2 separate regions of the Homo sapiens genome follow, and region 2 is linked to region 1. The links are chromatin loops, found by intact Hi-C in ENCODE. Cell type or tissue: psoas muscle. All regions are shown on one strand. Links, peaks and the distances in the headings refer to the core of each region. The heading gives the core; the rest is flanking DNA.

Region 1 (4,399 bases), core at 242-4,241:
GAGAAATGAAGAGAAATGAGTTGTGGTATGTGTGTGTGTGCATTTGTAGAGCAAGCATATAAATATACAAGCACCATTTATATGGGGGCTAAGTAATTTCAAACATTTCAGATCCTTTGTTTTCTTCTTCAAAAGCTACCCCCAACTGCTTTAAGCGTTTGCAGCTGATGATTTTGATTTTTTAAAGTCAAGCATTCAAGTTAACCTTTAAAAAGCAAACCACCTCCAAAAGAAAGATGTAACCTTTCAATTGCCCCATCTGCTTATCTTTTTTTTTTCTTTCTTTCTTATTTTTTTTTTTTCCTGACAATGAAAGTAGCACTAACCTTCTTTGCTGATAGGCCTGGCATTTAGATGCTTTTATTGTGAAGTTTTCTCAGAACTTTTAAAGGGCTGGCCAGAGAATTATACCCTCAAGTACCTCACCTAGCCCCAAAAGCTTCCAGAAGTTTTCTTTTTGAGGCCAACATTAAATCAGTGTCTAGGACCCCTTGTGAGTCGGTGCTGTTGGAGTTGTTACCTGAGCATACTGCTTTTCAGGAAGTGAGTTGGAGAAGGCCCTAGACCTTAAAGAGAAGATTTAGTTTAAGATGTTATGAGGAGTTACTGCAGGTGGTCTGGCACACTCAAAATAAAGGAACTTGTGCCCTTGGCTGTGGACTAGATATAAAGACATCAGCTCTTACACATTCCCAAGTTACATTTCTTTTCTTTTTCCAACTTATAATACCGATTACAAATTTATCTCCTCCTCTCTAGGTACAGAGTTCTGGCTTCCTTGTAGCATCAAGTGTAGTTCTTAGAATCATGTGTTCGTATTTGTGGGGAAAAGCATTTTCATAAAGATAGTCACAGTTGATATCAACTGTTTTAGAATTATTGAAAATAGTGTTGGCAATGGAAAGATTGATCTTGTCTGTGCCGTCAAGCCGCTAAAGGTACAAGTTAGCCACGATAGTCTCTCTTTCGGCTTTTAACCACACTGTCCATCCTCTGTAATATGTACCATTTAAACTAGTTAGATATAGAAAGTAAGATTATTATGGGTAACCATATAGCAATTTTTAAAAAATGATAAGCACTATTTTGGGGCAAGAAATACAAAAAATGTTAACTTCTTATGTCACATTCAATCCTTTTCCTTAAAGTTTATTGCAAATACAATGGTGTAATAGGTGCAAAATATGAATAATGTTCTCCTTAAATCTATGCAAGGCTGGTTTGCTCCAGAGTCCCTTCCTTAGCAAGAGGAAACACATCAGGCCAAACCAGAGGCTATTTTTACTGTGGAAGCTGGGATCTGTCATCAGTTACTAAAGTTGATATCCACTTTAGAGTGAAGAACTAAAACAGTGTGAAGTTTCCAACTGATGTTATATACCAAAGGTGAGTTTTTAAAAAATCGGGTTTAGCTATCTAGAGTGGAAATATCACTTGGCAGTGAAGATGCCACAGACTGACATTGTGTCAACTGTCCACAATACTTTGGCTGCCTCTGATGGTTGTCAGACATCTCTGTAAGCATATCCAGGAAAATCCACCGGTTGTGAAAGTTACGCAGTGACATTTTCACCTATGGCACACACAAGAATCAACTATTGAGCGTGGGTATAAACATATTGGAATCACATCTTTAAAAACAACAATAGCAAGCAAACCCAAGCCGTCCGACCTTAGCAAACTTTAAAAAATTGTTATTTTACGTCTTTCTTTTGTGTAACAATGTCCATGAAGTTACAGTAAGCGGGAACACAAACGGTGAGAGAAGCTCGCATCGCGATTCCTTTTTAAACATTTTCCATTCATCCGCGAAAATGCTAGCCTCTGACTAAGAAAACTGAAAGTTGTGGAGAAAGGACAGGGGTGGGATGGAGTGCGTAAAGGGAAATTTTTGCATTGGTGGATTTATTGAAAGCATGGAAACAGTCTTCGGGGGTAGGTGTAGGGGGTGCAACAGCGAGACTTCCCCACAACACCTCCACCGAAGGCTGGGTCGTCAGCGTTTGAGGGACCCTCCCGCCACCCCGCAGCCTGGCGGGGCGCTTTCCAAATCGTCGCGGCAGGCTCTGGCCGGGCAGGGCGAGATGTGCGCATGCGCGGCCTGTGGCCCGAGGTTCCACGTGCTGATGAATATGCATGAGACTCCCCCGCCCTCGCGGGCTAGAGAGAGAACCAAGCAGAGGCTCCGGCCTGTGAAAGTCGCTGGCTAGGCTCCCAAAATAGTGCGGCGGGGTAGCTGCACGTGTTTGTTTTCAAACCGCGCTGGTTTAAGTGAGTTCACACTGCGGAGCCGACAGCAGAGGGTAGAGCAACCTGGGGCTGCTGCCATTGGAACGGCGAGTTGAGCGGGCCTGTCAGGGCCTCTCCGCCGAGGGCCGGGGGCTGCATGGTGCTCGAGCCCCAGCCGGCCACACCCCAGTGCATCGGGTGGCTGGGCTTCCAGTTTACACCGGGCCTACCAGGGAGGCCTTCTTCTCTTATCCTTTCCCAAGCCCGAGCTGCCGCCCCGGCTGTTCTCATATCCCTAGCCCCTCGGAGAAGACTTAGCCTACCCCTAGTCAGAGCTCAGGCCCCAGGTGACCGGGCAGCGGCTTGGGGGAGGTTCCCTAGGCCCTTCCCTCATCCCTTGCCCAGATCCAAGTCTGGGTGCCGGCTTGTCTTTGTCTTTCCGCCTCTCTCTCCCACTCTTTTCTCCTACTTCCTCTTGCTCTCTGGCATTTCCCCAGCCTCCCACCGCCCCATTTGAGATACTAGGAGCCATTTGCTTGAATGACTGTTCTAGGGTTTCCACTTGACCCTTTGCAAATAATACCAGTCAGCTTGCCTGTCTTGGAGTTGAAATGGTCCTGTTAAATCCAAACGTGCTTAGGTAGCGCAAACGTCGGGACTGGTGGAGGAACTGCCCTGGCCTAGAGACCAGAAAGGGTAGGGTTTGGTGAGAGACACCTGGGTTCAGTCGCTGGATTATTGCTTTCCTCTCTAGTGAAGTCCTTGGGGATCTGCATGGTATTTTGTGGCCAATGTGCTGACATTTCCAGAGTGAGCGTATAATCTTTCTAGGTGGAGTGGCCAACGCTTGTAAACAAAGGGGAGGGGCAACAGAGGGTCCCTGGGTCACTCTAACCTCTGACCGACTAACATCTACAGCCTTTGGGTGTTTTAGTAAGAATCCTGGGTCCCATAACATCAGAAGTGGTTGCCGACAGATTCCAATCCTACTCTAGATTTTTACTTTCATTTGAACAGGTAGACCCACTTTGTGGAGCTTATCATTTCATTTCCCTCACTGGGAACAGGATGCCTAGGTCAGTGCCGGGCTCACACTGCAGTCTATCCCAGGGCCAGTTCCATCTGTGCCAGTTTTGGAATACCGGGACCACAGTATCAGTTCACCCGACAACTACCACTCCCCAAGCCTTCAGCGTGGAACCTGAGGACGCAGGGAGGGAGGCTTTGGAAATGTTCCTGCCAGGACAGTGCCTTTTTTCCTACCCAAACTCCCGAGTCTCCGAGCTCAATAACGCAAGGATGGCTGAAGAGCGTCTGCTCCATGTCTCTTTGCCGGACTCAACGACCCTCACCCACTGCCACCGAGTGCTAGGCCCACAGAGGCCTGGCAGAAGCCACTCACCCCTCACTACTCATGACTAGGAAGAAAGTGGCCGGGGCATGAGGGTTCGAGTTCTGTCCTAGGTCCCGGAAGCCAGGGCTCCCAGCGTCTAGTCAGGGGCGCAGAAACCCTCGTTCCTCCAAACCCCCGCCACAGGGACCACTCCAGAAGAAACCCATTCGTGATTTGGGTCCCTTTGTGTTTGAGTATTGTGGGGAGTGGGCTATCTAGACTCTAAGGACTCCAAGCTAACGATGACCTGTGTGGGCCTTGCTCTGAACAGAAAACTCAAACTCAGCGTGGGTTCCCGCGTCTTCCCCAAAAGGCCAAGGCCCAAAGAACCCTTTTCATTTGGCGAGGGGCTTGAGGAAGGGAGGGGCTGGGGCGGGAGAGGGTCGGGGTCTGCAAGCCAGCGGCCCGGCGCAGCGGACTTGTCCGGCTGCTCAGCTTGGCAGCTAGCGTCCGTGCCGGCAACGCTGTTACCCTCTCCTGGGCTGGAGAGTGGGGACATCCCTTCCCCGCCCCTAGGCGTCCCTGGGGTCGGCGCCAGAGCCCGGGAGCGCCGGAGGCTCTGGCTGGATGGCGGCGAGGAGGGCTCTGAGTCCTCTCCCGGCCAGGCCGAGCTTAGTATGTGGAGGCGGCGGCGGGAGTGCGGGCATGGACCAAGGGAAGGGGGACACCCAAACCGCATTGGTGCCTTCCTTTCCCTCCACTCGCGCCGTAGACCTCCCCAAATTGCCCGTCTCCGGTATGACTGAATCTGTCTGCTGGCCTCTCAGCTACCAACTC
Region 2 (4,399 bases), core at 298-4,297, 200 kb after region 1:
CACTAAGAACATAAAAACAAACCCCCAACCAAAAAATGACTGAAGTAAATGAAAATTTATGACCAACATGGAACTTTATATTAGTGTCTTTTTCACTTACAGCGTGTTTATCTCCGAATCTGTACTGTAAGGACTTTCTCATATAGGATTTGCCAAGTATGCTTAGTGGGCTATGTTTGAGAAAGATTAACAGTATTTCACATCAAAGGAGGACCCTGCTGCATGGTCTTACGAGATTGTCATTCACTCCCATTATGGCTCATTTGCACAAGATTTTCATGTAATATGAGCCATTGTTTTGATGGCAGTGATTTGACATAAAGACAGGGCCGAACTGCATCTCAGCCTCCTAGTCAGTCAGGCTGGGGGGTATCTTGGTCCCAAAGAACTTGCCAAACATAAAAGGCAACTGTTACTCAGTTATGGATTGGCCCCACCCCCCTCAACTCTACTCCCTTGTTTTTAAGGTGGAAAACTTCTTGAACGTGCATGGATACCATAAAAATTAGACAATGCCTGCTTGTGCAAGATTAGATACAGTTTAACCAGACAAAGTTTCAGATATCCTATTTAAAATTGCAAGTTATGAGCTATTTTAAAGAGCTGCTTTTTCTTTTTGTGCTTTCTGCCATACTTATTTTGATTTTAAAATAATTTGAAGTGGTGAAAAGTAATGCCTGAGCTACATTCAAAACTTTTCCACAAGCAATATTTGTGTTTTTTTTCTGGTGAGTTAGTTTCATGGCTATGCATAGAATACGTATTTACATACACTAGTCACTAACATTCTCTCCCTCTTTCTTTCTGCAAGCTAGATTAAAAAGAAAAAGAGATGCTATTGATGCTTCCGCAGTGCCTAATAATGTAAATAGAAAAGAAATATTCAATCAATAATCTGGATGATTCTAAATGTGATTTTTATTTAACTAGATTTTATTTAACTAAAGAGACAATTTTCTTATTAAGTCTATTCAGTATATATATAGACTTTAATATAATAAACTTAATAAGATACTTTACAATATTTATAAAATATATTTAGATGTATTAAATATATAAGTAACATGAAAAGAAACATTTTGAAATGGTTTATTCAAAGTATTAAATTAAATGTGAAGAATTAAGAATGAAAACTACCTTAGAATACAATCAATGTTTAGTGCCTGGTTTGAATTTTCTAAACTAGTGTGTTTAAAATCTGTAATTGTAACTCTTCTACAGCATGTACTATTAGTAGCAAGGTACTGGTTAGTTTTATGTAACATTTGTTCCATGCATTTAGATACAATGATGCATCCAAATATTTAAATTTTTGAAATTCATTTTGTAAACTATACCAATATCTTACCTAAATTTTGTGTTTAGAACAAGAATGACTATAATTTTGGGGGGGTGTTGACTCATTTTTAAGCTCTTTACAGCAACCATAAAACAAACAAAAGTCATAAAACAAAAGTGAACTCAGGTGATTTCGTGATACTTGAGAAAATATTTACAAGTGATTAATATTTACTCACATAACATTTTGTAAAAATATGAGCAAATATAAATTTTTAGTCTAAAATTATTGACCCCATTCAACCTCAAGAAATTAATGACAGAAATATAATTAGGATAACATTTTATATTTAAAAACTGCATTAAAATTTAGCATACAGAAACTAGCATGCTCAGTAAGATATTTTTAAAATATATATTTTCTTAGAAAAATAATGAACAAAATAAACATAAAAACTAAGAATGAGATAAGCAATCAGAATATTTCCTGCAAATTTTTAGTTTGAAAAATTTTAACATACAAAAAAAGTTGAAATACAGTACAGTAAACATTCGCTTGTTCTCCACTCAAAATCAACATTTTTTTGCTACATTAAGTTTATCTTTTCCCTAAATCGCTTGAAAGTAGTGACACTCCTAAATTTTGCAGCACGCATCTCCTATGCACAAGGCTATTCTTCTACATAACTACAATAAGAGAAAAATTGAAATACTTCTGTAAAATCTGGTTATCATAATATTTAAAATTAATTATAGATTAATTAGAGCTCAGGGATAATTAAAAATGCATAAATCTTTAATGGCAAATGCAATTTTACTGATCTATATAAACACTTTTTCAATTACTTTAAATTTATATTCAGACAACACATTGATACTTCCATTGGAGTTTATAGATACATTTTGAAAACAAATACTAAATTATTAGCTAAATGTATTTTCCTTTATGAAACGCTTTCAAAATACATGAACAATAGCGCCCTCTACATTTGGATAGCAAATCATGAAAAAGATTTTACTAGTTGAGAAAAGGAGCATTTAACAGTAATCACTGTGGGTTTGGGGACAAATTATGTGATTGCAATACATTACAAAATTACATGGCAATCTCTCACATGAGTTTACAGTATTTTAAACCATTGATTTAGTATAGAAAATCAAACTCTGGAACCTCAATATTGTACCATGTAGCAAAACACTGACAAAAATAATAGTCAAGAGGAAATAGAAGGCTCTCTAGGAAAATATAAACCTACTTAAAAATAAATTTAATTATATTATTTAATAAATTTTCAGAAATCAGTTATAAGTAGTTAAAATTGTGTTATTTTCCTTCCTTGCTTATATAAACAGAACCTTATGATGTTTTCAAATTCAGAGGTGCTCCAAGTCTTTTAAAAATGCTATTTTCCAGTATCTACCTATTGAAGAAAATACAGACTTAGAATCTAACCTTTAATATGCTTTCATAAAATGAAATAAAATTAATTGGTAATTTTAAGTTCTTTTGAAAATTCTTTTTCCGATTAATTCATAATAAAGTTTATAAAATTACAGACATATAGAATATAATATTATATATAAATCCTCATGTCTGTCACTAATTAGCAAAACCATCCCCTAAACATTTAGTACATCATCCTGCAAACAATTCAGAGAAAAATATGTGCATATTTAATAAGTTAAAAAAATAGATTTTTGTATCATAAAACAAAATTATAAATATATATTTGTGTTTCCTTTTTCCAACTATAAACACTTTATTTTATGGCACCTGAATTTTTATTTGTCTATAGTCAACTTCGTAAAAAAGATGTACCTAATGTCAATAAAATCAATTCCACGTATTTGCATTTGGAAGGTTTTGTTTTCTGTTTAATTTTGTTTTTTCAGTGCAATTTTTTCACTTAAGATAAATATGCTTATTTAAAGAAGTAATATTTTGCTTAAATATATTCTTTTAAATACATTTGATACTGTGTCACTATTAAGCTTCAAGGACAACGTAAATGCTGTAACCTAAAATAAAAACTTTTTAGTAAATTATTTGTGAGCTGTCAGTGGTTAAAGAGCAGATTAAAGTAGTTAAAAACTGGAAACATGTTCTGTTATTCCTGCTGAATTTAATGCAAGAGTCTCAATGTCTAAGATACTGCATTTTAAATAAAAGGCAATAAAACAAAAGTTAAAAACGAATAAGTGACAAACATATTTTATTTTTAAATAGTCAACAATTAAAATATCTGAAATGAATTAAATTCCTGCAAACTATTTTGTCTATGTTAAGTTACAGGAAAGCTGCACAATAAAAAAGCTTGTGAGGAAAAAAAAAGGAATGCTCTTTGAAATTATCCTTTTAGTCTTTTCCTTGGCTTACAGTGCCATGAAAAATCCTAGAACATGCTCTAAAATTCTAAAGACAAAATGCCAGTGACTCTGGGGATCATCTTGTTCATTTTAAGAGCAAATTAAAACAGTGAAAGAATGGTGCAAATAATTGTTTCATATGTTCTTTGCTTGTGACTGCTGTAATCATCGGGCCTGATTTACAAATGTAGACTTGAAGGTTTCTCAGCTTCCTGCAGGGTAGAAGACTGTTACTTTGGCACTCGCCCTCTCGCCCTTGTAATCACCACTCAAAACTGTGCCCTGGTACTTCCAATTCCCAGTCTCTTGATTGAACACCTCATTCTGTGCTAACAAGGTGTCCAAGGTATTTGAACAGGGGCTCCAGTCGGAAAATTGTTAATGGTTTTGCTCATTAAGAGTTCCTGCACTAGTTTTGGTAATTTGATAACTGTCTAAATTGCAAGTTGATTTTCCCCCCTTCAGCTTTAAGGATGCTAAATTTAAGACAGCAACAGTAATAGCTGAGTTTCAAAATTGACAAGGGAAGTTGAATACTGTCTGTGTTATTATGCAATAGTTTCCACAGGATTAATAAAATTATCTTGAACGTCTAGGTTTATTTTCCATTTATTTTCAAGATTTTATTGAATATAAAAAATTTTCATAGGGTGCACCTATGAAATAGCTAAGATTTCCTGAAAGTTTAAGGGACAAAAAGAAGCAACAACAATGATTTGTTTCAAAATGTGAGAAACAATAGAGCTATGACAGT

Evidence for each region. Hi-C counts contacts between places; a loop is a spot of excess contacts. Peaks named below come from ENCODE experiments on the same cell type or tissue, not always from the same donor. Only the 100,000 strongest peaks of a DNase experiment are listed, where the experiment ranks them.
Region 2: a loop joins it to region 1, with 2.4 times the contacts of the local background. A loop is called at or near these places in 3 of 110 quality-filtered maps.

What each region holds. Positions count from the first base shown.
Region 1 is chr3:147,417,135-147,421,533 of GRCh38, forward strand. It overlaps LOC440982 (a long non-coding RNA gene), which reads left to right and starts at 4,193. Exons shown (of 3, transcript NR_121655.1): 1 at 4,193-4,399. RefSeq lists enhancers at 2,014-2,163, 3,102-4,030. In psoas muscle, for the core only: no CTCF peak of the experiment used is centred there; DNase peaks (open chromatin) are centred at 2,127 and 4,164; H3K4me3 peaks cover 2,083 bases; H3K27ac peaks cover 2,085 bases; H3K27me3 peaks cover 2,287 bases.
Region 2 is chr3:147,614,957-147,619,355 of GRCh38, forward strand. No RefSeq gene overlaps it. Among named protein-coding and RNA genes, the nearest start is that of ZIC1, 210 kb to the left of the region's middle. In psoas muscle, for the core only: a CTCF peak has its summit at 2,252; no DNase peak of the experiment used is centred there.